Linked DNA regions of Homo sapiens: regions 2, 3, 4, 5 and 6 are each linked to region 1. Evidence: chromatin loops called from intact Hi-C (ENCODE). Cell type or tissue: PC-3. All regions are shown on one strand. Each heading gives the region's core, and the rest is flanking DNA. Links, peaks and the distances in the headings are about the cores only. Region 1 holds the start of MIR760 (microRNA 760). Region 2 overlaps BCAR3 (BCAR3 adaptor protein, NSP family member). Region 3 has its middle 5.6 kb from the start of FNBP1L. Region 4 overlaps BCAR3 (BCAR3 adaptor protein, NSP family member). Region 5 overlaps CCDC18-AS1 (CCDC18 antisense RNA 1). Region 6 has its middle 41 kb from the start of CCDC18-AS1.

Region 1 (5,033 bases), core at 588-4,587:
AAAGACCTTTTTATTTTACATCACAGCTGTTTGTGTACCTGTCATCCTTTTTTTTTTTTTTTCCCCAGAGATGGAGTCTCGTTCTGTTGCCCAGGCTGGAGTGCAAATACTGTGATCTTGGCTCACTGCAACCTCTGCCTCCCAGGTTCAAGCAGTCCTCCTGTCTCAGCCTCCCGAGTAGCTGGGATTACAGGCATGTGCCACCACACCTGGGTAATTTTTATATTTGTAGTAGAGACAGGGTTTCACCATGTTGGCCAGGCTGGTCTCGACCTCCTGAGCTCAGGCAATCCACCCGCCTCAGCCTCCCCAAGTGCTAGGATTACAGCCATGAGCTACCTACCACGCCTGGACTATCATCCTTTCTATAAGGCTTGTAAGCCAAGCACATGTGTTTTTCATCTCTGTATGCCCCAAGGTCACTACTGGACCCTCAGACGGTTTTCTGAAAAGATGAAGAAATCAGACAAATTAAATAGGATGCAGTAGTCTCCCTGACCCTCTGGACCCACTCCATTCTGCCTGCACATCCCCTCCTATAGTAATCACTCTAAACACAGCTTTTCTCATGCCAAATGCTTTCCCATTGCCACATTCCTTATCTTGAATCAAGTCTGCCCCTACCCCTTTTGCCGTATCTGGCCTGGATCCTACCTTCCCAACCTCGTCTGTTGACACATCTTCCATCACCCCAAACTGTACTTCCATAAGGACCCATCCAACCCTCATTTTTGTCTTGACGTTATGTTTTTCTTCATCCTGGAAAATTTTCTTTTCCTTCCCCTGTTCCTGCCTGGCCACCTAATGTGGTTTGGCTATTGGCCTGGCTCAGTAATCACACTCAGCACTGAGATATTTTAGGATGAAAAAGCCCTTCATTTCAATGTTGTGAGTAGATTTTAGGATGAAAAAGGCCTTCATTTCAACGTTGTGAGTAGATTTTTCTAGCAAGAAATGAGTCTTCTTAAGTCCTTAAGGGTGGATGGTACCCTTGTCTTGGGAAACCATGTGGTGGGTGGGACAAATGAAAATAAAAATGTGCCTAAGGTTCTTGAACTAAGAACTGTGAGGAATTGAAGCTGAAGGTAGATGTCTTCAGTCTGAGAAGCTAAGTGTTCTGTTCGGTAACAGAAATGAAATGTACAGCTGAGTAGGAGTGGGGTAGGGAGCTGCAGAATGTCCCTCCGGTTGCAACAAATTTAGCTGATGCTGTATCTGTACTGTCCTTTGTTTCTGCAGGATGTGGGATTTCTTTATTAAGAGCTACTTACTAATATAATAGCAAATATTTGTTACACACTTACCATGTGCCAGAACTGAGACAAGTCCTTGAGAGGATTAACTCTTGCAATTCTCATAACAATTTTATAATTTTTCAGGCAGAGAAGTTAAGGATCATGTCCTGCAAATAAAGGCTGAACCAAGATTTGAATGACAGGGTCCTGACTCCACAGGCTGTACTCTTAACTGCTACTACCACAGTTTTTGTTTGTTTGTTTTTTAAATCTCACCCTTTAAAAATTCCTTTTTAGGTATGTTTTATTAGTAGTATAATAGAGCATCCTGGTTCCTTGGGGGTCCAAACTGAAAAATTTTTACCGGTAGGAATGCCCAGTCACATTATGCCACTTTTTCACATGCTACCTTGCTTCATTTGCTTATTGCTTCATATTCATAAATCGTATTTCTCCTAGGAAATTTGGAGTGTCCTTGAAGGTAGGAATTATGTCTTAAACTTTCACTTGGTTCCCACAGTAGGCCTAACTGTATTGTCCCTACTCATTGAATTGAATAAAACTGGTACTCCAGCAACCTTATACCTCTGGAGTAAAGCAAAGCTAGTGCAAATATATACAGTAGAAGTATAGTCCATTTCCAGAGCTTCTGGGAAGGCCGAAATCACTAACCACACAGTAACTTAAAAATAATCCTGCTGGCCAGGCACGGTAGCTCACGCCTCACTTTGGGAGGCCGAAGCAGGCAGGTCACAAGGTCAGGAGTTCAAGACCTGCCTGGACAACATGGTGAAACCCCATCTCCATTAAAAATACAAAAATTAGCCGGGTGTGGTGGCACGTGCCTGTAATCCCAGCTACTTAGGAGGCTGAGGCAGGAGAATTGCTTCAACTCGGGAAATGGAGGTTGCAGTGAGCCAAGATCATGCCATTGCACTCCAGCCTGGGTGATAGAGTGAGACTCTGTCTCAAAATAAAAATAAAAATAAAACACCAACATGAAACCGTATTTAATTTAGGGCTTTGCTGTCCAGCGAACTCAAACTGCAGATGTGCTGCAATCAGCCTAATTGAAAGTGGTTATAACCCATGCTTTGACTCCCTCTGTTGGCAGGAAGAGGTTGCTTTCTCACTTGCGGGAATTCTTAGCTCAGGTTGTATAATGGCTGTTTACTACAGATACAGCCTGAGAAAATTCAGCCAGATTAGATAAGGGGAAGACAACACCCACTGAATCTTTCTCCCCAGATGGCAACTAAATACTCTTTTCATTTTTCTTACATGCTAACATTGCTACCTATAAACTGCTTAGTTAATTGTTCAGAGAACCACCACACACCTGACCTTGTTTGGCTGTGACTTTCTTCTTTTTTTTTTTTTTTTTCTTTTGGAGATGGGGTCTCATTCTGTCGCCCAGGCTGGAGTGCAGTGGCGCGATCATAGCTCACTGTAACCTCAAGCTCCTGGCCTCAAGTGATCCTCCCGCCTCAGCCTCCAGAAGTGCTGGAATTACAGGCGTGAGTCACTGCACCTGGCCCCAGTCTTCTAATTGCAGGGTATAAGAAGTACAACCTTGATAGCTCACAGAAGGCTGCACAGGGAAAGCCTGGCTTTCCCACACTGTCTGCTAACACTGTATCTCTAATATTTTCCATGATACAGGAATTTTTTTGGCTTCATCTAGTGGAATAAAATATCTAAAATTATTCGTTTGAATCATTAAGTGGAATCAAACACATACACATCTTTCCTTAGCACATTGTTTCTTTCCCAATTCCCCCTTTCCAGAATTTTTATATACGCATCTCAACTGTCACTTAATCACGTCAATGACTCCTCATCATTTGAGATTTGGCTCCAATACCCCAGGCAGAATTCCTCTGTATGGTTTTCCCACAGGCATACAGAGCATCTCTTCTCCCATTTCGGCTGTGAGCAACTCCTAAGACCAGTGGAGACCCTGAGATGCCACCAGTGCCTGGCATATTTCAGAATTCAAAAAAGATTTGTTTAAATAAATACAATTTAAAACCATATTCCATTTTAAAGGCTAATTTTATCCATATGAGAATTCTCCCTGCATGCAATGTGAAGACATTTAATTCATTAAAGGGGCATAACAATTTTATATATATATATATATATATATATATATATATATATATAAAACTTTGTTTACATTAGAGTATAATTAAATAGGCCTGGCACCAATCAGGGCTCTGCCACTTACTGTTTGGAGAAGCGATTCACAATTCGCATCCTTGCACGTTCTTCCTAGATGTGCCAAGAATGCAAGACCCTGATCACGCTTTACTTGGGCCATTTCTCAGCGTTGTGTTTGCAGCGAGCAATCTTGAGGGATGAGGTAATGTCTCCCTATGGAACAAAGAGCAGGCTTGCTTACTGCTCACTATAACATGGTGGGTTCCCCAAGCTCAGCATTCCTCTTCTGTAATGCAACCCATCTTGTGTGTAAGCATGCATCTGGGCCCGTGTGCTTCGTTCCTGTGAGAACTGGGGTCCAGGGAGCCAACTCAAAAATGGTGATACTCTGGCTATTGCTTTTGTTGTAATAGTCTTTTATCTCTGACTCAGAAGTCTGGTGTGTTCTGTCAGCATTCATGAAACCGTGAAAGCTAACGTGTTAGTTTGCAAACATAACAAAATATGATTCATCACAGTTCTCCACGCTCACTAGCTGGGCGTCCCTACACGAGTTTTTTAACCTCTCTTAGCTGCAGTTTCCCTTCTTTATATTATAAAGGGGACGGTGGTGTGTATGTACCCGCCCCATAGCTTCGTCTTGGGGTTAAGTAAGACTGTAAAATCCCTACCACACTGGACTCTTCCCAGGACTTCCCTTTCCCTCTTTGAACTCTGCCAGAGACTATTCTGCATTTGAGGCCTGGCGATGCTGGGCAGGGGCGGGTATGGGTGAAGCACAGGGTGGGCCGCGGCTGGCGGGTTTGGTGCAGAAACGGGCTGTGGCCGAGCCGAGAAAGCGCGCCCAGCGGCCGCCCTGCGAATCCTCCGTAGGCGGGGCCGGGACTGCTGTGAGCTAATAGGAACGGGGGCCGGGCGTTCGGTCTCGCCGCTGCAGTCGCAGAGCAACCACGCGGCTTTGACCGTCTATTTCAAAGGGCTTCGGGGTCTTGCGGATGGGGATCACTGCGGGCACTGGAAACCTGCCGGCCCCCACCCAGCCGCCTCTCAGATTCGTGGCGACCGCACCCTTCTGGGCAGCGGCGCCAGGCCCGCTGCCGTCCCCACCGCTCGCAGCCACCAGGAAACCCCGCGGCCGCGCTCGAGCGCGCGCCCTCCGACCACATGCACCCGCATACGCATGCTCCCAGCGCTCCCACGCGTGCTGACACCCTCCCGGCTTCCGCCCACGCAGTCGCGGGCCCCGGGCGCGCGGGCTCGGGGCAGCTGCGCGGCGTCCTTGGAGGCAGGTGCTGGCGGCAAGACGAGCTCTCGGAGGATGCTGCGGCGCGGGGCGCGTCGCCCCCCTCAGTCCACCAGAGCCCGGATACCTCAGAAATTCGGCTCTGGGTCTGTGGGGAGCGAAATGCAACCCAAACCCCGTTTTTCGAACCCCGCGCAAATAAACACGCACAAGCACGCACACAGACGTCGCGCGGCGGCGCTCGCGCGCAGGTCCAGCCGCGGCTGGGTCGGGCGCGGCGGCCGGGCGCGAGGGAAGAGCCCAGGCCCGAGAGGGGTCGCCGCTTACGTCTCGCAGCCCGAGGGGAGGCCGCTCGGCCTCGGCCGCTCACAGGCGCGACGTAAAGGCCCGGC
Region 2 (5,033 bases), core at 378-4,377, 170 kb before region 1:
GGCAGGAAAAAGACCTGAATGGTATCCAAGCACTGATCCCTCAGCTATCCTAGCAACACAGACATCCCGACAACAGGAACCAGTCCCCTCTCAGCCCAAGGAAGATTCCAGATTTGAATACAAATTCATCCTTGAGAATGAATTAACAGCATTTGCAGTGACCTGGATGAGATTGGAGACTATTATTCTAAGTGAAGTGACTCAGGAATGGAAAACCAAACATCATATGTTCTCACTGATATGTAGGAGCTAAGCTATGAGATGCAAAGGCATAAGAATGATACAATGGACTTTGGGGACTTGGAGGGAAGAGTGGGAGGGGAGCGAGGGATAAAAGACTACAAATAGGGTGCAGTGTATACTGCTTGGGTGATGGGTGCACCAAAATCTCACAAATCACCACTGAAGAACTCACTCATGTAACCAAATACCACCTGTATTCCAATAACTTATGGAAAAATATAAAAATAAATAATAATAAAAATTCATCCTTGAAGATAAATGAATCAAGGGGATATCAGCTGAACAATGTGAATGTCAAGAGGAAATCCTGTCTGCAGACCTCTCAGAGAAACCTGGGTCTGCTTGCAGAACAAAGGCTCCTTCTGTGACATCAAGCAGCAGGTTTAAGAGCTCCCTGGCTTCTGGCTTTGGCCCTCTTTCAAAACCACAAGTACATCCAAGGGCAGCCAAGACAACAACAAAGCCAAGAGATACAGTCACCAAAAGAGAAGACCAACTCCCCCTTCCAGGCCTGCCTTCTGCCTGGCTCTCAGCAGGCAAGGCTCCATTCTCCCCAAAGTAGGTGTCCAAAGCACTGAATACAAGCAGGGTACTGACCCCTGTGCAAGAAGATAGCTCAGAGGATGCCCACAGCTGGTGCCAACATTCTTCGGAGGCTATGGAACACACTGTCTGGGGAAGGCCCTATAATACTTTCTAGGTTCTAATCCTAGCTCAGTTATCCATTAAGGTATGATCTTAGGTGCCTCAACATCCCTGAACCCATTTCCTCAACTCTAAATGATGACACTGATGATGGTGATAACAATGTTCATAATGAAATCTGCTATGTCTCTCACACAGGGTTACAATGTTCAAACAAGGTAGTTTATGAACATATCCTTTAAGCTATCTGAAAACTATAAAATGTAGGAGATAACAATTAATAATATTAGGATAATTATTCATGTTATAATTATTGGGATAATTAATAATGGAGGAATTAATAATGGAGGAAATGACACATGTAGATATGAAAGCTTAATCATGCAAGTTTTAAGGTCAAAGAGGAGACTTCCTCTGCTTTGTCTTGGGCCTCCGAGAGGATGTATTTTCAATGAATGTTCAATTATAATAAAGGTTATTATTATTATTTTTTGAAATGGAGTCTCACTCTGTCACCCAAGGCAGAGTGCAGTGGCGTGATCTCAGCTCACTGCAACCTCCACCTCCCAGGTTCAAGCGATTCTCTTGCCTCAGTCTCCTAAGTAGCTGGGATTACAAGCACACGCCAATATGCCCAGCTAATTTTTTTGTATTTTTAGTAGAGATGGGGTTTCGTCATGTTGGCCAGGATGGTCTCGAACTCCTGACCTCGTGATCTGTCCACCTCGGCTGCCCAAAGTGCTGGGATTACAGGCGTGAGCCACCAAGCCCGGCCTATAAAGGTGACTTTTTAATGATTAACAAGCTAAACATATTTTTTTGGAAAAGAGCAAACTTGCAACAGAGTACTTCACAAGACAAAGAGGTGCTTATCTGGAGGGCCTCCCTCTGAGCAAGATAGAGGAGGCAGGAGACATCCAAGGCGGCCCACTATCTTCATGCCAATACCCGTCAGGCCAATACCCAACATGATGAGATGCAATGTTTTCAGAGCTGACATCTGGGCAAGTCACTGTCAACTGAAATTAACCCCTGAATTCACTACGAAAAGAAAAAAAGAGGTGACTGAGCTGGAGTGAATGGTTGGTGTTTCGCAGCTCCTTTCAACTGGAAGAGTTGAATGAGAAGTTCCATTTCTCTCACTGTATTTTTGCTGTGGCACCTTTGGCAAAACCTCCTTCTCTAGAGCCTTGGGTTCTCATTCAGGCTGCTTGGTCCTAGCTCTGCATATGCAAAAACTTTGTTTATATCATTGCTGGTTTCAAAAAGGAATTCAGGCAGCTTATAATCTTATTAAGAATACTTAACAAAAAAAGAATATAAGGTATTTTGTACTCCTCAAAATTGGGAACACCTCAGGAGATTTTTTTTTTAATGTGTTAGAGAAATAAATATATTAATAGTAGTACAGAGCAGGGTAGGACTTTACGACCCTTTAACAGAGAACCATGTGCCTTCTCACTCAGCACAATTTTTGAGGGATATGCATTTGTTACTTCCTGTATTCATCTTTAACAATAAGATATTTTCAGTTAAGAAAAAAAGATGTGAATTTGGATTAATATAGCTCTCAATCATAAACAAACCCTAAACCAGGAGTGCTTGTTAAGTCTTCCACAGCCTGGACTTCAAACTCAGGACCTGCACCCACCCTCCGATAAGATCTTTTACAGAAATATGACCTCTGTCCAAGTCAGTTTTCAAATCAAAAAGCTTTACACTCTTGGCAGCTTGACAGCTTGGACCTTGGGTGTTTACCAAGAACTTCCCCAAGATAGGAAGGGTGACTCCATCACTACTGCCTCCCCACCCACCCCCCTAGTGTGGAGTTTCCCTTTGTAAGAGCTGGCACCTAGCCAGGGCCTCAGAACTTCAAGGAGTAAGTCTATAAACTGTCTGTGTCTAGTACATGGTAGACATCTAGCTCAGGACAGTTTAAGTTAATAAATGAAAAGCGGTCCACCATAAGCCAGCTAACAGTTGGTTCTGACTCCGTATCACACAGCCTGGCATCTGTGCTCATCTTTAGCAGGCCAGAAGTTACCTGTCTTTGCTGCTCACCTCCTGCATTCTTGCCCCTTAAGTGCCAATTATGCGATGTTAACAATCCTGTGCACAGGTATGCACCTCCATGTTCACCCATTCCAGCAGTGGCTGCCTGCCAACTTTCTGAGCTGGGAGGTCACCCACCTAGATTTTGTGGAGCCGGTCCAGGGCCTTCTAACCCCCAGGATACCCCAAGGAATGTCCTAATCTGGTGACAGAAGCAGTTCAGGGCTCTCTAGTGGTTTCTATGGAGATTATCTGGGCCTCCACTTATTTTCTTCTTGTACTACTGCAATTATGGAACTGAGAATAATTCTGAACTCTTGTTCGCCTAGCTTTGCACCAACACCAACACTGTTCTCCTCTCAATGTGCTACACTCCAGCCACAGGCCATTCCAGTTCCTTTTGGGGTTTTCAAACATGCCAAACTTGCTCCCATCTCCAGTTCTCTGCACTTGACTTCCCCATGCCTGCAACAGCCTGGAAGGCCCATGGTTGCTTTCCCTCATTATACAAATATGAGCTTAAATATCATCTCAGAAACCTGTTCATCCTACCAAAAACGTACCACCTCCAATAAATCTCCAGCATATCACTCCATTTCCTCTATAGCATTTGGTATAATCTGCAGTTGTCTTATTTATTTGTATATACTACCTAATGCGCTCACTAGAATGTAAACTCTGGGAAGATATTGCTTCAGATGCTCCACTGCTACCCTGTTAGTCCACATATTTCCACCACCCTATAAAAGGGCAAGAACAGATTGCTCAATAATTTGGCTGCTAGAATGTTTTCAATGCTGGACCAGCCCTTCATTTAAGATAATCAGGACTGAGCAGAATTTTCCTGGTAAGCCCTGGGGCTTATGAAATCAACATACTCTAATATAGGTGCTCCATATATAAATATTGAACAAATAAATGAGCTAGGATCCAAGTGGCTTTGCGACAAGCTTGGACAAAAAGAGAGATAACAAAAGAAACAGTCCCATTCTTTACCAGATAGCATCACAGGCTGCTGATCTTCCCCAACAGGAAAAGGAGTGCAGTTTCCAAACTAGCTCTAACAGGCAGAAACCAATCACAGCCAGGCCCATTACAAACCCAGAGAAAAAGCATTTACAACCATAAGGCTCATTTACCCAGATCTCTGTCACAGAGAGGGAAAAATCAATTCTTGTCCTAAAGTATTCTGAAGCTGACCTGCTGGTGCATCCACATAAAATTTTATTTCAGCATGCTGACAACTAAATATAAGGAGATATGGGGTCTAATTTATAGACATCCTGGCATCTCTATAGAAGTGGATGGACATAGTTCAGAATCTGATGCTATGATAAAAAGAAAATACTTGGGCTTTCTTTTAAGGGACTTAAGAGAGGAAGCTGGATTTTAAAATATCCTCAAATGTTACATAATGTTAAGAAGTGGTTTTTATTTAGGTGTTATAGTTTTTTTTACATTGTGGTTATACAGTTTTTAAAATAAGAGTCCTTATCTTTGAAAGGAACATACCAAAATATTTCCAGATGAAATAATATGAAATCTGAGATTTGCTTCAAAATAATACCAAAGGAGGGAAGTAGGTGGGAGTACAGACAAAACGGGACTGGCCTTGAGCTGGTAACTGTTGGAGCCGGCTGACAGGTGCATGGGAGTTAATTATTCGCTCAACTTTGTGTATGTTTGATGTTTTTCCTAATAAAAACTTCGGAGTCTCACTCTGTTGCCCAGGCTGGAGTGCAGTGGAGCGATCTTGGCTTACTGCAACCTCTGCCTCCCGGATTCAAGTGATTCTCCTGCCTTAGCCTCCTGAGTAGCTGGGATTACAGGCACATGCCACCATGCCCAGCTAATTTTTGTATTTTTAGTATAGACAGGGTTTCACCATGTTGGTCTGGTCTCAAACTCCTAACCTCATGATCCACCCATCTCAGCCTCCCAAAGTGCTGGGATTACAGGTGTGAGCCACCACGCCCGGCCATAAAAACCTTTTAAAAAGCTGTTTAAGACAAATCATCTTCACTAGTGAAATTACAGAAGTTACCTGAAGGTGAAGGTTTCGCCGTGCCGGTCCTGCCATGGGCTCTCCTGGA
Region 3 (5,033 bases), core at 501-4,500, 400 kb before region 1:
GCCAATATTTTTATTTTTTGTAGAGGCAGGAGGGTCTCACTATGATGCCCAGGCTGGTCTCAAACTCCTGGACTTACGCTATCCTCCTACCTTTGGCATTGCAAGTGCTGGGATTATAGCCATGAGCCACTGCACCTGGCCTTAAATGACATTTGAGTATAATAGTGAAGATGAGATAAATTGTGAACAGGCAGGGTGTCTCCTTGAAGCAGTCTGGGTAAATTGCTATGAGAGCACAACACTAGGAAGAGTTTCCAGGGGTAGCAGATCCTTGTTACTCCTGGACCCACCCACTAGAAGTGCAGAAAAGGCAGGTTACTTCATAGGTGGATAAGCAAATGTTCAGTTACCCTTCTGTGTAATCTGGTGGCCAAAAACATTAATTAAGAGTCCCCTCTCCTGAACCTTCAGCTTAAACACTGAGCAGCTTCCTGTCTCACCACACCTAAGCGGAGATTTGTTTGAACTCACCGCACATGAGTCCTTAAACAGAACCTCTCCAGCCTTGCTCGAAGTGAGTCATTTATTTTCTGGGTCTTTCCTGGGAGATGCAGGGAATGGTGTTCGTGTGAGTTTGTGGTGTGTTTGTGTTTGCTGTTTTTTTTGGCAAATTCCACAGAGCAATGTGTGTGATATTCATTAATAATCAAAATACACTATGGAGTTAACAAAAATACATGCAAACATTATGGCTCCATCACTGGAAATTTAGAAATTCCGACTTAATAGGCCTACAGTGAGGCCTGGGCGTTGTTGGTTTTTGTAATTTTAAACTTTCTTTAGATAGATAAAATACGGACAATGTAATAAAATTAAATGTACAAAAGAGAAGTAGTGAGAAGTAGGACTCTTAAATCATCCCAGTCTCCTAGTTCCCCTGTCCAGAGGGAAGTACTACTTCCAGTTTCTTGGGTTTCCTTCCAGAGGTATTCTGTGCATGCACACAGAGAGTGAGATTTTCTCTTTTAAACAGAAGTGATAGCATCATTTACTACTGTTCTGAATATTGTAAGTCACTAATTTTTAAAAGGCTCTCCAAGAGATTTTGAAGCAAATGCTTCATTAAGAGCTACCGATAAAAGCTATGCTTCTGTTCCCTGCTAAAAGCTATGGATGCATCTATTAAAAATCTTTTATATCTAATTTCATGTATTCAGCAATGCCCTCAAATCTGTGGTCTAAATTCATCGGGTTAAGACTCTGTGATCTAGGGTGTTCAATTTAAGAATACTTGGTGTTACCAGATTAAAATACAGGATGCCTAAATTTGAATTTCAGATATAAAATAGTTTTTAGTGTAAGTATATTCCATGCAATATTTATAATATCTGAAATTCAAATTTAAGTGGGAGTCTGAATATTTAATCTGGCAGCCCTATAGAAAATTTTGAGTCATCGGAAGTTATTCCAACTGATAGTCTGTAGAATGCCCTCTTTTTGAGACGACCTAGGTTATAATTTTAAAACCAAGCCCTTTAGGTTAAAGCCAAATTCTCTGAGTTTAATGATAAATTAGGTATCTGTTGGCTTACTTCAACATAAATGGATTTAATTTGCTGTTTTATCTCATGGGATAAACCTGTATTGTTACAGTGAAGTGGCCACTGAAATTAAAAAATAAACTTGAGGCCAAAAGTTTGAGACCAGCCTGAGCAATATAGTGAGACCCTCTTTCTAAAAACACAAGAAATTAGCAAGATTTGGTGGAATACAATTAGTCACTGCTACTCAGGAGGCTAAGGTGGGAGGATCACTTGAGTTTGAGGAGGAATTGAGGTCCAGGAGTTTAAGGCTGCTGTGAAATATGATGTTATGCTTCATGTCACTGCCCTCCAGCCTGGGCAACAGAGCAAGACCCCATCTCTTTAAAAACAAACAAACAAAACACCAAATCTTGAATTTACACATAGTAGATTATGTGTATTACTTTTAAAGAATTTAAAATATCTAAAGTCTGAGCCATGTTAGTCTTTAGAATCAACATTAAAATCTTAGCAGACTGGATTTGGATAAGGATAAAGAGAACCAGCCTAGAGGTAAGTGTTCATGATTGATTATTTAAATCATTTTTATTATCAATAAAAAAGTTATTAAGCATTTACTTAAATGGTGAAAAATTCTGACATGAAGGATGCAGAATTGTGGTTTATTATCTTTTAAGTAAATCAATAATAACATATTATGCTGCAGTTTGCCACGGTTACCACAGGGCTGAACGAAGGAGGATGAACGAGAAATGAAAACTTAAAACAAAAGAAACTGTCTTAAAGAAGGGATCTGGGGAAGAAGAAGAGGGCTTCCTGCTTCTACTAAGCAAAGGCAGCCGCCTTGAGCTTCTACAGCCGTTCATATTTATTGTGTAGATAGAGCAGGGAGCAGGAGGTAATGATTGGTCAGCTACTTAACTGATCACAGGTTCACATTATTGCTAACAGGCTTCAGATGCGCCTAATCACAAGAAACACGTGCCTGGGGCGTGACTGCCCTCAGCATTCCTTCTGGGCGGCAGACGCAGTTTATCAGTTTGCCAACACCCTGCTTTCAAGGGAACAGTTTGCTGTTTACTCATATAGCCTCCAGTGGTATACTGAGTTGGTCACAAACCTCACTCTTTCGGCCTGCAACAATATTATAATAAATATCAAATGACAAAGAATTACAAATGTTAGAATCCTACTATGAAGATAGTAGAGGCAAAGATTACCACAATGGATATGATTTTGTTATATAAGAGATGAAAAGAACTTATAATTGTGTTAGACCCTGAGTATCCCAGACAATATCTGAATGGACTCAATAAAATTAAAATTTATCATTTCATTTCAGAATTGTAGCTACAGTACCTTTTCATTTCCTTCCTTGCTAATCTACATAGGATTTAGACGGTGGTATGCTTATGTTTAACAATCAGTGCTCCAGCAAAAAAGCCCTGATTGGAAGCATTTCCTAATTCCTGTGGTGTAAAAACTCTTACCATGACTGCTATCAAGCTAACACTTTTTAACAACCTGTTGGCAAAATTCCTGAAAATTTGTTCTTGTGAATCTGTACAAGCTGATTTTATTTCTATGAGTTTATATGATGTACCTGTCTGGTTTTCATAAAAAGAAAACAGAGAATGTTTGTTCTTTGTTAACTGGTGTGCATATCTTGAAAATTTTTATCACATGCCAAAAAATTTCCAAACAAACAAAACTCAACAACAAGAAAAAAAATAGGAATACTTTAAGAAATTAATATAAATTTTGAACGGGTTTGGGAAAGTACAACCAACACCTAGAGAAAACTATAACTTTTGTTCTACCAGGTCTCCTGCCCTGAAGAAAATTTAATATAAACAAATACCTAAACGTTTTTAAAGTTACACAGTTCTATCATAATGCAGTGGGAAAAATCCAACCAATGTAGAAAAGTAGACATAAGTTACCTCTTTAAACACGTCTATTCTGTTTGATTTATATAGAATTTTTTTTTGTTTTTCCACATTTCACTAGAGCAATTACATGAAATGCTTTAACTAGATTCAATAATGGTGAGTAGAATTCCAAAAAATATAAAATGGCCTCTCTGTCTCCCTCTCACTTTTTTCCCCTCTCTCTTTCTTTCTTTCTTCAGGGAGCCACCTTGAGCAATGCCCTTGAAGTTTTGGATTTCTTCCAATTCTTGGGTAGGAAAACTGGCAGTACAGAAAGTAGTGATGACTATTAACTAGCCAGTGCCATTCTTCATTTGGCTGGCATGGACTCAGCATGCTAGTGTGATCCCATTTTTGAAACATTAAAATGGTACTGCTCTTTGATTTTCTTCCTTAAGGTAGTTTTAGCTTGGTTGTTCTGGCCTAGCTACTTGGAGGATAATTTTATTTCTGGACATTGTCTCTGTAGCTTTAATTTTAAGACAATGTCTTAAGATTTTCAAATGACAAGGGATTGATTTATGGTTGAAAGTTGATGTTCTTGGACTAGTAAATTATTATATATCCCAGAAAGCAGCAGTGAAAAAACCTTGTTTCATATTTTGCCTTAATAAAGGATTCATGAAGGGAATATTTGAAACCAGAAAGGGCATTAGCTAAATGTTTATAACATAAAGAAATTATAAAAGGAATTTGCATTTGAATTGCTACATGATAATATATGCAAAAGAAAACACTTTAATGGATTATTATAGACCAGAGTTCTATGATATGCCTGAAAAGAAAATGCATTCAATAAGTTATTTTTCATAATAAAAAGATACATTGTAATAATTGTTTAAATTGCTAAAGCACCTTTGTAATTTAAGCCCTTTCAAGTTTACTTGTAGAGTAGCTTCATTGTATATGGAGAAAATAGAACAATATCATTCTTTTGTTTCTTAGTATTATTACCTTATAAATTATGTAATATGAAATCGAAACTATGTGGTGATTGATTGCCAAGATAGGTCAAGTAGCAAAAAAGTATAATTGGTTTGAAGATTTTTACATTTAATTATTAAAATTATGATATAGAGGTAGCATCTGGAATAAATTAATATTAGATTTCTACTATAATAAAGAGATATTTCTTTCACGATTCTGAAAGTTATGTTTTAACATTTTAAATTTAATTTACTTTAATTTTTTAAAATAAGAGATGGGGTCTTGCTTTGTTGGCTGGGTTGGTCTTAAACTATTGACCTCAAGCAATCCTCCCACTTCAGGCTTCCAAAGTGCTAGGATTACGGGCATGAGCCACTGTACCTGGCCAGTTTTAACATTTTTAGAGATAAAAATTCTGTGCTTGAACTGCTTACAAAATGCCTTGTCATGAGTCTATAAAGAATAAGTTATCTGTAAAAATAATTTAATGCCAAAATGATTTTGATTATGTGAAAAATCATAAATGTCTTATAAACTGCCATACTGATAATATACATTTGTGTATGTGACTATGTGTATGTAAAATATCTGCATGTTTGTTGGCTAAAATGCCTATATGCTATTTTAGAGAGGATTTGTTCTAATAGGAAATACTTTGAAATCTGATTAATCTTTATTATTTTTTTAACAA
Region 4 (5,033 bases), core at 923-4,922, 260 kb before region 1:
GGTGGGGGGACTGCTTGAGGACAGGAGTTTGAGACCAGCTGAGCAACATAGCGAGACCCCATCTTTACAAAAAAATTAAAAATTAGCCAGGCATGGTGGTGTGTGCCTGCAGTCCTAGCTTCTTGGGACACTAAGACAGGAGGATCACTTGAGTACAGGAGTTTGAGGTTGCAGTCAGCTATGATCATGTCACTGTACTTAAGCCGGGGTGAGAGCAAGACACTGTCTCTAAAAACAAAAGAAAAATTAAACGGCGGCTAATGACACCTCACAGCACAATGATGTACTAAGAGTGGAACTAACAGATGCAACAACAAGTCTAGCCACCTGAACACACGGCAGGCATGGGACGGTTCCTCTCCTTGATCTGGTACACTTGTCCTCAACCTTAATTACCCCAGGCTATCAAAACACATCTGGATGTTTAGGTGGTATTACTAACCCTACCCTGTAACTTCTGTGGCTGAACTACTGTCAACCCTGAGGGGATGACCCTGTGGATGAGCTCTCTAGTGGTAGACGCCACGACAGGATGCAGAATTCCTACTGTGCTCCTACCTGTGCTCTCTGGGCCTCAGTTTCCCCTTTTCTAACATAACTGCTAAGTTCACCTTTCTCAAGGACTTTGCAAAGGATTCAGATAACTTTAGAACCCCTAAAAGCTACCTGAAAATACAAGTTTTGAATCATCAGCCATGTGGAAAGGGGAAGAATTCTGGCCAGATCTTGGGAAAGAGATTTACAACTTGACCTTGGCAAGGCAGCCCAGACGCACGCCATGCACGCTTCCTCGCATATTTAGACAGCTGCCCTCTGTCAGAGGTCCCAAACCCTGTACTTCTGAGGGGTGTCCCCCACGCTCTGGGTGGCGAGATTAAAAGGCCTGTGATTGATTCAGGTTTGCTCTGGAAAACCTGGCAGATGGGCGGCGGCCCCTGCTCTCCAGTCTGCATTTCGTCGGCACATATATGCCATGCCTGGGTCACTTCCCTGGAGCCACGCCTGCTTGCCTGAGGGCTGAGGGGATCCCAAGCTCACACCGCAGGGCCTGCATTAGGTTCCCTGACAAATGCCCAAGGTTATGCAGCTCACTGACACAAAGGAAGGACAAACATGTCTAGAGCATTTACTGTGAGCCGACTCCACAGGGCAGGGTGGCAGAAGCACCCCCGATGAGGCTTCCTTCTGCCCTCCAAATCTTAGCTGGTCTGCTCTGCTGCATCTCTGGACTCCACCCTCTGCTCCTTCTTCCACTGCCTTGGAGGCTGCTGCACGGACCCAGGAGAGCCCTGATGGGGTCCCGGCCCAGCCCTCCTCCCAGCCGCAAGGGCCTTTCTAAAATGCCATGAGATTGCCTGGCTCCACTCACTGGTTCTGTTCCCCTTGGCACAGAGGATCAGATCTGCACCCAACTCAACTGTAAAGTGCCTTGAAGGCAAGAAACTGGTATGAGCCCAGAAGTAGAGACTTAGAAAAGACGTATGAAGCCCTCCCACACCCCACCCCTAACCCCATCTTCTTCCACCCACACAGAATGAATCTGCTGTAAACCAACCCCTCTCTCCATGGGTTTTGACAACTAAGTGTCTGTGCATGTGCGTTGCCTGCCGTCTGCAAGATGCTTTTGGTGTTCATCGGGCCAAAGATGCAGCCTTCCAAACTCATCTTGGACATCTCTGCCCCATCTCCACACCCAACTCCCTGTTCAAGGCCCTGCCCAGAGGCCCCACAGCTCCTGTGCCTTCCCCTGCAGGGCGTTTCCCACCTGGGTTGTGGCCCAAGTTCCTGCATCACTGTCCCTCCCCAGCCCACCCCCACCTGATAGCAGGTGCTCCAAGAGCAGAGACCACAAGCTGCCCTGGCACAGTAGGCGCTCAGTCAAAGCTGAATATATAACACGGATAAACACTTAGTGCTCACTGTGGGCTAGGCAAGGTGCCCTGGGCTTTTAATATATTATTATCTCATTTAGTCCTCGCTGACCACCTGGGTAGCTGTATTCCTTACAGACAGGCACAGAAGGGGAGGCTGTTCAGCTGATGTGGCAGAGGCAGGATTCAGGCTCAGTCGGGCCAAGTGCTTCACTACTGGTCCTCACTTCTAGCTATAGGCAAAGACCTTGCGCACGGTGGGAGGGGCTCAGTGGCTCCTAACTAGGCCCTTGGGGGGTGGGGGCATGGACACAGCAGGACAGGGAGCCTGGAGGGCTCTTAGGACCACCCACTGTCCTGATGGCCTATCTGGGCATCTGCCCACATGGCTGGGAACAAGCACGCGGGGCCCAGATGCTAGCCAGAGCCTGCTCTCAGCTTCTGGGTGGCCCTGTCTGGGCTGCCACTGCACTTGGGATAGGAAACAACAGGTCTTGTTGTATTTCCCTCTTAGAGATGCTGATTGTGCCCGCTTGGAAGTCAGTGGTTCCAGGAAGATAACATGGAAATGGTGGTAGACTCCAGAGACAGGGAAGAAGGAAGTTTCAACATAGCCCTGCCCTGGGGCTGGGTGGGCAGAGTCCAGGCTAGCTCCTGCTCGCTGCCTGGGGACCCCATCCAGCCCCTTGTCCAGGGGTGCCTGCAGGCAGACATGAGAGTGAGGCCCCACTAGGAGGACAAAATGCACCACAGCAAGCCAGGGAGACTGCATTCTTCAGTTGGGAACATCCTTGGGGTCTAGTTTCATGGCTACCAAAGGTAGTGGGCAGGTCCCAGGCCTCCTGCCAAGGGCGGGCAGGCAGGCATCTCTCCTCCACCTAGAGGATCATTAAGCCCTGCCCAGGGCCACAGGAAGGATTCATTCCCCTGGGAATCGGGCTGCTCTGTAAACCCAGGCCTGTTTCTACGAGGAGCTTCCTCTATGGAGAACCCACGCAGGTTCATACCAGGCCAGAGTCTCCCTCCTGGCCCACTGACATGGTTCTGCTCTCAGATTCAGGGCCCAATGTGCCTGACTGACTAGAACAGAAATCCTCAATCCTCCTACCTCCCAAACAGGTTAAGCTCGCTTTAAAGTGAGGTCCGGATAACTTCGCAAATTGCGTGACTACCTGTGAGCACTGCCCGAGGCCATCTGGCCAAAAGTACAGCAGGCCCTTGTTCTTCCAGTGCAGCCCTGGCTCTCTTCTCAAGGCCTGCTCAGCAGAAGTCCACCCTCAGCCCCACCTCCCAGGCCTGGGCAATGAGTTACTCTGGTTTCTGAGTCATCCCTCAAGTTCTGTTGTCAGCAAGGGTCTTGTTTACTCCAGGATGGTCAGCAGCTGCCTAAAGTTCCTCAAGCCTGTTTTGGGGAGCCCTCCATCAACTTTGGCACTCCCTGCAGGAGTGTTCTGAGACTGGACTTCTTGCCATGATTCAACACATAGGAAGGAAAACCCAGTTCCTAAATAAGCCCTGACGTCTGAAGCTAATTGACTTCACTGAGCTACAAATAAAAAAGGGCTTCAAATGCCCAGGAACCAGCCTCTTTATATTGAAAAGATGGACCGAGCCCACCATCGCCTGAGACAACATCTGGTGTCTAGAATACAGTCAGCCCTCCTTATCCGTGGCTTCTGCAACAGTAGATTCAACCAACCAAGGATCAAAAATATTCAGGAAAAAAAAAAAAAAAGCTGCATTGGTATGAAACATGTAGACTTTTTTCCTTGCCATTATTCCCTAAATAATGCAGTATAATAGCTATTTACAAAGCATATACGTTGTATTAGGTGTTGTAAGTAATCTAGAGATGATTTAAAATCTACAGGAGGATTGCATAGGTTATATGCAAATACTATTCCATTTTATATAAGGAATGCAAGCTTCTGTGGATTTTGCTAGCCACTGAAGGTCCTAAAACGAATCCCGACGGATCTGAAAAAGTGACTTAATCTCTCTTAAGGATGAGGTTGCTTTGGGACCACCTATGAACAAAAGTCACTTACATCTAAAATAAACGTTTCCTACAAAAAAATGGTGATGGGCCGGGTGCGGTGACTCACACCTGTGATCCCAGCACTTTGAGAGGCCAAGGCAGGCAGATCACTTGAGCTCAGGAGTTCAAGACCAGCCTGAGCAACATGGCAAAACCCTATCTCTACAAAAAATACAAAGAGTTAGCCAGGTGTGGTGGCATGCGCCTGTGGTCCCAGCTACTCAGGAGGCTGAGGTGGGAGGATCACTTGAGCCTGGGAGGCAAAGGCTGCCATGAGCTGTGAACGCACCTCTGCATTCCAGCCTGGGTGACAGAGTGAGACCCTGTCTCAGAAAAAAAAAAAAAGGTGACAATGTAAATATTTAATCACATGGAAAGACAGTCATGTTTGTCAATGAAAGGTTCAGGGTTTGGAATAGTGTGTACAGACCTGTGGCAAACAGATATTACACATGCAATTATTTACATGTATCCATTTACAGAGAAAATAATAATGTTTTTGCGTAAACCAAATGCTGACAATGGTGATCTCCAGGAAACTGGATTTGTGTGGTTTTATCTTTTAATCTGTATTTTAGAATTTTTTTTTTTTTTTTGAGACAGAGTTGTGCTCTTGTTGTCCACGCTGGAGTGTGATGGTGCAATCTCAGCTCACCACAACCTCCGCCTCCCAGGTTCAAGCAATTCTCCTGCCTCAGCTTCCAGAGTAGCTGGGATTACAGGCGTGTACCATCAAGCCCAGCTAATTTTGTATTTTTAGTAGAGACGGGGTTTCTCCATGCCTCAGGCTGGTCTTGAACTCCTGACCTCAGGTGATCCACCGCCTAGGCCTCCCCAAGTGCTGGGATTACAGGCTTGAGCCAACATGCTCCGCCATTTTAGAATTTTTCTAAATTGAGGAAGGATTATTTTAAAAATCAAGGTAGCTTTAAAGATGTTTATACTAAAGATCATTTTAGTAATAAAATAAATATGTAATGCATAAGTATAATGTAATAAAAATAACCAAGGTCTGCTACTCCAGAAACTACATTTTCATCTACAATCTACTCTCCTGTAGCTTTGGCTTTACCAATTCTGATGGAGCTGAGGCAAGGGGGTAGTTTATAAATAAGCACCAGGTG
Region 5 (5,033 bases), core at 612-4,611, 510 kb before region 1:
GTGTGGCTGTTCTCCAAATTAGCTGGAGGATGATTTTTAAAAAATGTTTCTCACTTCCTTCCCCTTAATCATGCTTTCTACAGTGTATTGAGAATATCTACCTCTTCATCTCCTCAAGTCTCTCACAGATCATTTCTCATTTCGCCGCCTTCTAACTTCCTGTTCTGTCACAAAATCTCTTGATCAATTCTCTCTACTTTTCTTGTAAAATCCCAACTTTATGTGCTAGGCTTAAAGCCACCACCATTTTTAGAAATCCGCTTATCACATGATAAGCATCATGCCTCCACAAAGGGTATCTCTATTTTTCTTTTCTTTTTTTTTTGGAGACGGAGTCTCGCTCTGTCGCCCAGGCTGGAGTGCAGTGGCGTGATCTCGGCTCACTACAAGCTCCGCCTCCCGGGTTCACGCCATTCTCCTGCCTCAGCCTCCCGAGTAGCTGGGACTACAGGCGTCCGCCACCACATCTGGCTAATTTTTTGTATTTTTAGTAGAGAGGGGGTTTCAACTGATCTTGATCTCCTGACCTCGTGATCCACCCACCTCGGCCTCCCAAAGTGCTGGGATTACAGGCGTGAGCCACGGCAACCGGCCCACAAAGGATATCTCTATTTCATAAATGAAAAAGACTGAGCTTAGAAAAATTCAGTAGCTTTTTCTCGCTCACAAGACTAGTAAAATTTGAAGAGGAAGAGGAATATGTGACTTAATCCCAGGTATAGAAGGCCCAGGGCCTACACTTACTTTCAATACCAACAATGCAGGGGCAGTATAACGTAACTATGAAGAAGAGTTGTTCTGGAGCCAGACCGCATGAGCTTCAATCCTGGCTTTGTCACCTAAGAGTTAATCTAAATTTTTTGTGTTTCAGTTTCATCATCTGTAAAATATAAACCATTTACTGAACAACTATTCATTGGTTCCCAATCATTCCACCTCAGAGTTGTTCTCTGATGTGCTGTCTTGCTTTTGTTTAATTTGTCACATTTTATGCTGATGATCACCAAGGGCTTAGATGTCTAAAAATGAAGGCTTAAATCACTCTATTAGGAAAAGCCCCCCAATCAGTTGGAATAGTAACTGTAAGCAGGGAAACTTGGATGGGTAGTCATACATACTAGCTATGGCCTCATAAACTGTAGTGAGAATGAGTACTCCACACATATTGCTGGAATGTCTGAACACTGAAAAATTACCTATTCCTCTTCCCTGCCTTTTTTTCCTAAAAGACAAGGTCTTGCTCTGATGCCCAGGCTGGAGTGCAATGGCATGATGATTGCTCACTGCAGCCTCAAACTCCTGAGCTCAATCAATCCTCCCACCTCAGTCTCCTGAGTAGCTACGACTACAGGTGCATGCCACCATGCCTGACTAAATTTTTTTTTTACTTTTTAGTAGAGACAGGGTCTTGAAATGCTGCCTAGGCTGGTCTTAAACTCCTGGCCTCAAGAGAGCCTCCTGCCTCTTTTTTTCCTTTTAAAATAAGAACTATCACTGTTTTCTTCTCCTTCCTTTTTTTTTTTTTTCTCTCTAGCAACTATTGCCACCCTGGCCCCAAAAGTTATTTATAGAGTACATTGGTAGTAATTATACTTACAATTTAGTCCATGGAGTGCAGGACCATGAGGAACTATAGCTAGATAAGATTGTGCCAGAATTAGAAGAATAGACATTTTACTTTCAGAGACCATGACTAAAAGAATATTAACACCAAGATGCTCCTTCCATCAGCTGGATGTACCTTTGGGCTTGGAAAGATGGCAAGTATAGGAGTTGTACTGGAACGGCTGGATCAAATAGGTTGAAGGCATTTTTGTCATTGTACATGTGGGGAAAAGCAACCAAGTAATAAGACACAACAGATATCTCTTAAGGCACCGACACAGCTCACAGTGACACCTCCCTCCCCAGCACAGCGTAAGGGTGGAACAGTAGCAAAATATCTATACACATAACTTGCAGATGAATCATGCCTGAGTAACATGGACGTGGAAATATGACCCAAATTGGGCAAACAGACTTGTTTTCCCAAGAAACTGGAATTTTGATGTGAGATGCATAGAGGGTGAGTTGTTTACAGCCCACCAGGAGGACAGTTTATGGATTCCTACCAGTGAGTTTCCCAGAGTTTCCCTGGTTATTCAACAGTTCCCAAGATTCCATGAGATACCCCAGTATCCTTCCACTAAAGTCAACTTTATGAGCTGCAGTTGTTGTTTGAGCCAGAACCTTAACTACTACACTTCCCCAAATAGCCTTCTCTCATGTTATTCCTTTATGTGTTCCTTTCTCTCCACCAAAATAGCAAAACAGAAAAAACAATTGGGCTTACCAAGAATGCTGTGATATTTTGACTCACTGAGCTTTGGCTGTTTCCCTGCATGAAATTCCCTTCTTCTTCTTCCTGAAACCTTGTTCAAGGATACTTCAACTATGATACTTACCATTGTCAACCCCTAGTTACTTGCTTTGATTTGGAAGGTCGTCCACTGTGCCCTGTCACATCAAAATCATGGCACTTACCATACTGCACTGTGTAGTCTTTGGTTTACTTGCCTGTCTCCCCCATTAGATGGCAAGCTCCTTGACAGCAAGGGCTACTTCCCATCTGACTGTATTTCTCCAGTTCTTTATTACAGTACCTAGTGCCCAGGAGACCCAGTAAGTAAATAGATAAATGAGTAAACAGTTTCTGCTTCAATATGAGAACATGATTAAGCTTACCTGCTTGAGGAATGTGAGGAAAACAGCCAATGTAAAACGGCCACACCCTTTCTAGAGCTGATGACAGCCAACTCGTCCCAAATGTGGAAGTCCAGCGAAAAATCAGCAGAGCCACCTACCCAACCCACAGTTGACTTAGAAGATAATTCCAGAAGAGCTGTCCAACTAATGCAGAGACTCCTAAGAAAAAAGGTATAGTTATTGTTGTAACCCACTGCCCTTTGGGTGGCTTCTTAGGCAGCATTTTTGTAGCAATAAATAACTGGTGCAATATCTGTAGGTTAGATTTTACCTGAGGATCACCAACTTGAGAGCTTTGTTTGCTAAAAAAAAAAAAAAAAGGTTGTAAATCCAAGGATTGCTTTTACAAATCCCACTGTGAATGTGAAGAATGGATATATTTATAAATCAGTAGAAATAATATTTCTCACTACTTAATAATGTTTAAAGATTAGTAGAAGACATTTTTAAAAAGAATAATTTAAAATTAAAAAAATTTACGGGATAATCAAAAGTAAAACCACCAATAACTTCTTTATTCTAGCACACACGTTTGCATTTCTATTGAGCCTTTCTCCATGTACATATGTATTTTCACGTTGTTCTAATAACAATGTTGTATTTAGTTTTAATATTAGAGGAAAATTACCATATTCATATATAATATTCATAAGTATTTTCATGCCTACATAAGTTATTCAAATAGATTTACTATAATTAATCATTGTTTCAATTGTTTTTAAAAGTTAAATTAATATTTTTCTATTACCAACAATACAGCAAATAGTTTTTTCTTCTTTTGGTATTACTTCTTCAGGCAATAGACATTGTCTTTCTTGTTTATTGCCATATCCCCTCATAACCCCAGTAACTAGCAAAGTATATGGTAGACACTAATAAACATTTCTTGAATGAAAGCAATGCATGAATGAGTAAATGGAATTTACAGAAGTAGGCTTTCCAGTTCCATCTGCTTCAAATGCTTTTTAAACAAAATTAGCAGGACTGAATTAGATTCAACATTCACACCATTTGAAAGAAAAATTTATTTGCATCACAATTTAAACTTATCATCTATAGATAAAGAGATTTGCTATTCACCTCAAAATCTGAGTTAGTTGCATAGTTGACCCACAGGAATGTATCAGCTTTAACTGAAAAGACCAAAAAAAAAAAAAAATTCTAAGGTGTTTGTTCATGAACTGTTTGTACAAATATACTGGATATATACCATTTATTCCCAGTTCTCATCCTCCTCTGCAACGCTTGACACTTTGGGCTACTTCTTTTTCTCAAACTTGGTTGGTTGTGTATCTGTTTTTGTGACAATGAATTTACACAACTTCTCTTGCTGTTTCTTTGACCCCTCCTTTGCCCTTGCCTGTGGTCATTCTCTAAATATTTCCTTAGTCTTCTGCTCTTCTCCCTTTGCAATCACTGTCTATAATCACTCACCTATAATTTGGCTTCAACTTGTCCTTTCTGTGAAACATGCTCAGATCTGTATACCTAATCCTGATCACTCCATCTGTGTCTTTTCAATCTCATCCTCCTCCATTTCTTTGAGCTTCATTTTGCTTGTATTTTCAATCTGCTTCTCTTCTCTGGCTCCTTTCCCTTGAGCTACATGTGCCTTTGCAATTCCTCCTTGACCCTGCTTCTTCCTTAAGGTGTTTTCTCATTGCTCCCTTTTCCTTCACCACCAAACTTTTTGAAAGAGTACTCTCTGCTGCCTGGCTCTAGTTCTCCCCCCATTCCTCTTCAGTTCTTTGCATGTTGACTTCCGATCTCTCTTCCTGAACTTTTACTTCAGTAACACTATCTTTGATCCCCTTCCAACAATGCCTCTCTGTGGCATCTCACACTCTTGTAACTCTCTCCCCACGACTTCCTTTACATAATGCTTCTTGGTTTCTATCAAATCTTTCCTCAAATATTTTCTTCTTTTTGCTTTCTGTCTTTGAACATTTTTCAAAAAATTCTACCATCCTTAAAGGTCTTTATCCAGTTTCAAAGTTAACAAATATTTATTGAGTGCCAAGGACTGTCCTGGCTCTGGGGATGCAGAAATAAACCAGACCCTCACTGGCTCTGGGTACTTACAGTCTAGCTTAAACAAACCCTGCTATAGAGGGACTTGTTACATAGCCCTACTATATGATCCCACATCTCCGCTGTCCAACTCTCACTGGATACATCCATTTGGATAGCTATTTCTTTCTCTCCATCCAAATCTACCTCTTCTTACCATCATTGTCCCCACCTCCATTATTATTTAGGCACGGTCCTCGTATCTCACGGTAGATGCA
Region 6 (5,033 bases), core at 570-4,569, 540 kb before region 1:
CTTTCAGAAATATCTTTGGTCTAACCCATCTTTTCCATCCTATGTGCCAATGCTCTAGGTTAGGTTTGCATCCTCTCTCCCTTGGACTAACAAAACAGCCAGCTAACTTTTTACTTGCCCGGATCTAGTCCATTCTTTACAGTACCAGAAGTGCAACAGTGAAAGGATCTTGTCAATACCACAGCTTGCTTTTGGCTATTGAATAATGCCTTAGGCTAGCAAACAACTCACAACATGGTTAGTTATCTCATGATCAGTTTGGATTATTGTCGCTATATCAAACATACTACTCTTTCCTGATCACTAAAAACAATGTAAAAAAAGAAGAAAAGAGACTTTATCTTAGGAATGTAAGCCCTTTTAAATTATCAGGCCCAAACAGGCATTAGAATGAAACAGCAGTTACTTCACTTCACTTCCCCTTGGGCTAAATAATTGTCTTTTTTTTTCTTTTATATTTTCTTTTCTTTTCTTTTCTTTTCTTTTTTTTTTGAGATAGTGTCTCATTCTGTCACGCAGGCTGGAGTACAGTGGTGTGATCTCGGCTCACTGCAACCTCCGCCTCCCGGGTTCAAGAGATTCTTATGCCTCACCCTCTCGAGTAGCTGGGACTACAGGTGCATGCCACCACACCTGGCTAATTTTTATATTTTTAGTAGAGGCAGAGTTTTGCCATATTGGCCAGGCCAGTCTCAAACTCCTGGCCTCAAGTGATCCATCTGCTTGGCCTCCCAAAGTGCTGGGATTATAGGTGTGAGCCACTGCACTTGGCCAAATAATTGTCTCTTGATGCCACCTGCTACGTGGGCCCGAGGCTGACACCAAGAAGCCATGAAATGCTACAGCTGGACACCAGAACTCATATCGTATCGTTCAACAATGTACAGTCAAACACTTAATGTTATCTCTGTAAACCAATGAGAATTCCTGTCAAACAACTTTTTTTTAAATTATTATTTTTTGAGACAGGGTCTCTGTCACCCAGGCTGGAGTGCAGTGGCACAATCTGAGCTCACTGCAGCCTCAACCTCCTGGGTTCAAGCAATTCTCCCACCTCAGCCTCCTGAGTAGCTGGGGATACAGGTGCCCACCACCATGCCTGGCTTATTTTTTTATTTTTTGTACAGACAGGGTCTCACTGTGTTTCCCAGGCTGGTCTCAAAGTCCTCCACCTCGTCCTCCCAAAGTGCTGGGACTACAGGCATGAGCCAGCACACCTGGCCTGTCAAACAACTTTCTATCAGCCCACTCCTGATAATTTTTAATTATCTTTTTTTCCTTTGAAAGCTTGCTTGTAACTGAGGCTGACGGAGCTCATATCCAAGGTAACTGGGTCTGAGTCTTTAGAACAACTGTCCTTATCTTGGCTCAAGTAAACTTTTTTTTTTTGTCCTGAGATGGGGTCTTGCTATGTTGCCCAGGCTGGCCTTGAACTTCTGGGTTCAAGCAATCCTCTGCCTCAGCCTCCTGAGTAGCTGTGCCCAGCTTAAGTAAACTCTTTAAATCATATTTTGTGCCTTAGCATCTACCTTTAGGTCGACAATGGTAAAGAATAAAAGCGAAGATTTTTAACACTGGATTAAGTAGGAAATTCACAAAACATAATATCAAGCTCTGCAAAGAGCTATCTTAGCATAAATAAAAGGATGGTCTTTACGTATAAACTGTAAGAAAAGGACTCCTAGTTGAATAATATTTTTCCAAGTACATTCATTAATATGTAAATATCAATTAATAGCATCATATAGATTCATTTGCAGAGTTAAATTCCCATGTGGAAATTCTGTAGAGTTGAATGAAGACAATGACAAATGGGTAGAAAAAACTTCCCTTGAATGGACTTCTTGCTATTCTCTCGCTGCCATTTCATTTTGTCAACGATGTAGCTCATTTTCAATAATTAAAGTATGTTACACCCAAATAATCTATCTTCCCCTATTTCTACACTTCTAACTTAGCTTTGCTGCCAAAGCACACTGAAAAAAAGCCGTATGTCAGGACATATAACTTGAGTATTGGGATTTTTGTTCTAAAGGTCTTTTCCTCAAAATGCAATTAGGATCCACATGCAGGAAATCTAAACAGCCACTAGAGGGTGCCAGTCACATAATGACTGAGTAATACCTCCTTCCCCTTTGAGCTATTTCTAAATCTGAAAAGCCAACTGTTCTTGGTAAAGCCTTAGTAAATATGTTTATATTATTTCTCACTTGTGATTTGTAGTGATGTATAAACATGAGACCAGAGATAGCTATGGCCACAATTATTTCACCCTGACGTAAAAATGACTTCTGTGGTCTTCATTACAGGACAAAATGACCAGTCTTTCCTGCCCCTCTGTCATTTTTTTTCTCAGTTGCATAGTTTATCCCATTCTTTTATTGCTCAACTGAATGTCTGTAGGTATACTGACTGACTTTAAAGTGGTCAGATTTATCTTTCCTCCCTTTCTCTGTTTCTGTTTTTCAACCTTTGTTCTTTTTCCCTTATATATTCCCCAGCATTTTTTCTTCTTTATATTCCTTTCTTCAAACATTTTATTCCCAAAAGCAATGTTACAAGAAATAAGAAGGCCATGCTATACAGAACTCTAGGAGTAAGAAAAGCCTAACTTAGGAATTAGATGGAGATAGAATCTGCCTACTTAGTATAACACACCTTTGGGGCTGGTCTTCCACAGCAGGCCCTGAATGAACGTAGACTTCATCAGCAGGACAGAAATGAAATCTCTCAGAGCCCTCCTAGAGGAGGAAAGGGATAAACATGGGTGATTCTAAGGTATCTGGGAATGTAGTTCACTATAATGCACAGTGTTAGGCAAAAGGACAAAAATCTATTACTACTATAGAGAAAAGGTCAAAAGAGCCTATAAACTCAAACAAATATAAAAATTGCCATGCTAGTGAGACCCAAAATCATTTAGGTTTTTATTCTTGAAACAATGTTACAAAGAAAGTTTTGTGGAAATGTTTGGTTGCATATTGTGACTCCCTTAAAATGTCCCTAAAGCATCTGTTTGTCTTTATAATCAATCCACTTTGGCTTTTCATCCCTGAAGTATTTAAATTCTTTTGGAGACTTTTCTATTTCAGCCTGTAAATCCTTTGGAGATTAGAAGCTCCATGTGATTATAGTCATTTATTTATTCAAAAAAGCATTACTGGCCCATGTGGTGGCTCACACCTGTAATCCTAATACATTGGGAGATACACGAGGATTGCTTGAGCCCAGGAGTTTGATACCAGCCTGGGCAACATAGTGAGACCCCGTCTCTACAAAAAATAAAATTAGCTGGGTATGGTAGCACATGCCTATAGTCCCAGCTACTTGAGAGGCTGGGGTGGATCACTTAAGCCCAGGAGGTTGAAGCTGCAGTAAACTGTGATCACACCACTGTACTCCTGCCTGGGTGACAGAGCAAGACCCTGTTTCAAAAACAAACAAAAAACCGAAAAAGCATTATTGTGCACTTAATTTTGTGCCAGGCACTATTTAATGCATGTCCTGAGAATATTAAGATGAAAAGACAGCATCTCCTTACTCTTGAAAAAATCAGCCTAATGAGAAAGGTGCTCTTGTAAATAAAGTGTAAAGAGGTCATCTTGTCTTAAATTACCTTTTGCAAGTATGCCTCCTTCCTCGAGTATTCTGGAATTTATTGAGTAAATTCAAGTAGATGCTAAAACATTTATAAACCAAGATATTCTACAAATATGTTATTCTTGTATTAAGATGTAAGTTTTAAGTGTGTATCATTGTTCTTTCTTTTCTGATTCTGACTTTCAGTCATTCTTCAAAACTGTTTTTCAGTGCCTCCTATGTGCCAGGCACTGTGGTAGGATGCTGGGATACAAATATGAATATGACATTATCTCTGACTCTCCAAGTTATTTATTTCACATCTCCTCTCTCCTCAAACCTCCAACACTTCATCTTTCCTCACTCTCAACTGGTGATCTCAATTTACACTTCACTGAAAGAACAGAAGCCTCAGGCAGTAATTATATCTTCCCACCATCGAATCTACCAACCTACCTGAATCTGAATACATGTTCTCCCTCCTTTCACAATGAGGTTGTCCTTTCCAGGGCTCTGGATCCCATGCCCTCCTGCCTATTTGAGGATTTCACTCCTGCCATTATGTGTCCTCTTTTCTGCATCATGCCTTAGTATTGTCTTGCTTGACTAAACTCTCTCTAGACTCTCCATCCTTGCTGGCTTCTGCCCTCTATCTCAGCATGCCTTCACAGTAAAGCTTATCAAGAGTTGCCTATACTTGCTCTCTCTACTTTCTAACTTCTCTTTCTCTGTTCAACCCACTCCAATTATATGTTCATTGCATCTGCTGAAATAATATTTACCAGATCTGTCACCAGTGACTTTGACCTTGCCAAAGATTATGTCAATTTTCAGTCCTCTCCTATCTGACCACTCTAAATTTGGCAGAGGTGACCATTTCCTCCTATTTAAAATCCATTCTGTAGTTGGCTTCTGTAACCATATGCTCTCAATTTTCCTCCTATTTCACTGGTGTTTCTTCTTGGTTACTTCTTCCTCTACTCAACCCCCCTAATCTCCTTGAATATTTAATTGCCTTCTCACATCTCCACTTGTATTTCTTAAGGCATCTCAAATGTAACAAGACTGAGAAAAATTATTGGTCTTTCCAGAATTTCCTTTTCTCTAGAATTTCTTCCAGAATTTCTCCTTTTCCAGTTTTGTACATCTTGAATAAAGCATCCCCACTCACCTAGTACTTCCTCTCACCACCTTCAAACCAATCCATCAGCAAGTCTTTTCAGCCCCATATGTAAAAAAGAACTTGAATCAAACCTCTTCTCACCACTGTGACAGCTACCACCCTAGTCCAAGTCATCATGTCTTGCTTGGATGACTGCAGTGGCCATCTAATTATTTTCCAGGTTTATCTTCTTGCCCACTATTAGAGAAGCCAGAGAGCCTTCTAAAAACAAAACCACATCTCTGCCCTACTTAACACCCTATGATAATTTTCCATCGCTCTTAGAAAAAAA

The links. A loop is a pair of places that touch in the nucleus more often than their neighbours do. Peaks named below come from ENCODE experiments on the same cell type or tissue, not always from the same donor. Only the 100,000 strongest peaks of a DNase experiment are listed, where the experiment ranks them.
Region 2: a loop joins it to region 1, with 13 times the contacts of the local background. A loop is called at or near these places in 13 of 110 quality-filtered maps.
Region 3: a loop joins it to region 1, with 6 times the contacts of the local background. A loop is called at or near these places in 89 of 110 quality-filtered maps.
Region 4: it touches region 1 in a loop (3-fold over the local background); 4 of 110 quality-filtered maps call a loop at or near these places.
Region 5: it touches region 1 in a loop (2.5-fold over the local background); 32 of 110 quality-filtered maps call a loop at or near these places.
Region 6: it touches region 1 in a loop (3-fold over the local background); 60 of 110 quality-filtered maps call a loop at or near these places.

What each region holds. Positions count from the first base shown.
Region 1 is chr1:93,842,102-93,847,134 of GRCh38, forward strand. MIR760 (microRNA 760) reads left to right here and starts at 4,731; the gene lies at 4,731-4,810. It also overlaps a transcript of BCAR3 not described here. RefSeq lists enhancers at 4,022-4,151, 4,827-5,033 and silencers at 4,282-4,341, 4,432-4,811, 4,992-5,033. In PC-3, for the core only: CTCF peaks have their summits at 2,357 (motif pointing left) and 4,204; DNase peaks (open chromatin) are centred at 2,350, 3,890 and 4,260; H3K4me3 peaks cover 2,080 bases; H3K27ac peaks cover 3,944 bases.
Region 2 is chr1:93,669,630-93,674,662 of GRCh38, forward strand. It overlaps BCAR3 (BCAR3 adaptor protein, NSP family member), which reads right to left. Exons shown (of 12, transcript NM_003567.4): 2 at 4,985-5,033. Among named protein-coding and RNA genes, the nearest start is that of BCAR3, 9.7 kb to the right of the region's middle. In PC-3, for the core only: no CTCF peak of the experiment used is centred there; DNase peaks (open chromatin) are centred at 652 and 2,702; H3K4me3 peaks cover 930 bases; H3K27ac peaks cover 4,000 bases.
Region 3 is chr1:93,439,994-93,445,026 of GRCh38, forward strand. No RefSeq gene overlaps it. Among named protein-coding and RNA genes, the nearest start is that of FNBP1L, 5.6 kb to the right of the region's middle. In PC-3, for the core only: no CTCF peak of the experiment used is centred there; a DNase peak (open chromatin) is centred at 2,528.
Region 4 is chr1:93,576,923-93,581,955 of GRCh38, forward strand. The region is part of intron 7 of BCAR3 (BCAR3 adaptor protein, NSP family member); the gene reads right to left. Among named protein-coding and RNA genes, the nearest start is that of BCAR3-AS1, 13 kb to the right of the region's middle. In PC-3, for the core only: no CTCF peak of the experiment used is centred there; a DNase peak (open chromatin) is centred at 3,119; H3K27ac peaks cover 4,000 bases.
Region 5 is chr1:93,336,633-93,341,665 of GRCh38, forward strand. It overlaps CCDC18-AS1 (CCDC18 antisense RNA 1), which reads right to left. Exons shown (of 9, transcript NR_034089.1): 2 at 3,826-3,878; 3 at 3,017-3,047; 4 at 2,725-2,904; 5 at 745-2,642. Among named protein-coding and RNA genes, the nearest start is that of CCDC18-AS1, 6.7 kb to the right of the region's middle. In PC-3, for the core only: a CTCF peak has its summit at 760; DNase peaks (open chromatin) are centred at 1,989 and 2,749; H3K4me3 peaks cover 1,736 bases; H3K27ac peaks cover 2,257 bases.
Region 6 is chr1:93,302,730-93,307,762 of GRCh38, forward strand. No RefSeq gene overlaps it. Among named protein-coding and RNA genes, the nearest start is that of CCDC18-AS1, 41 kb to the right of the region's middle. In PC-3, for the core only: a CTCF peak has its summit at 2,087 (motif pointing right); a DNase peak (open chromatin) is centred at 2,102.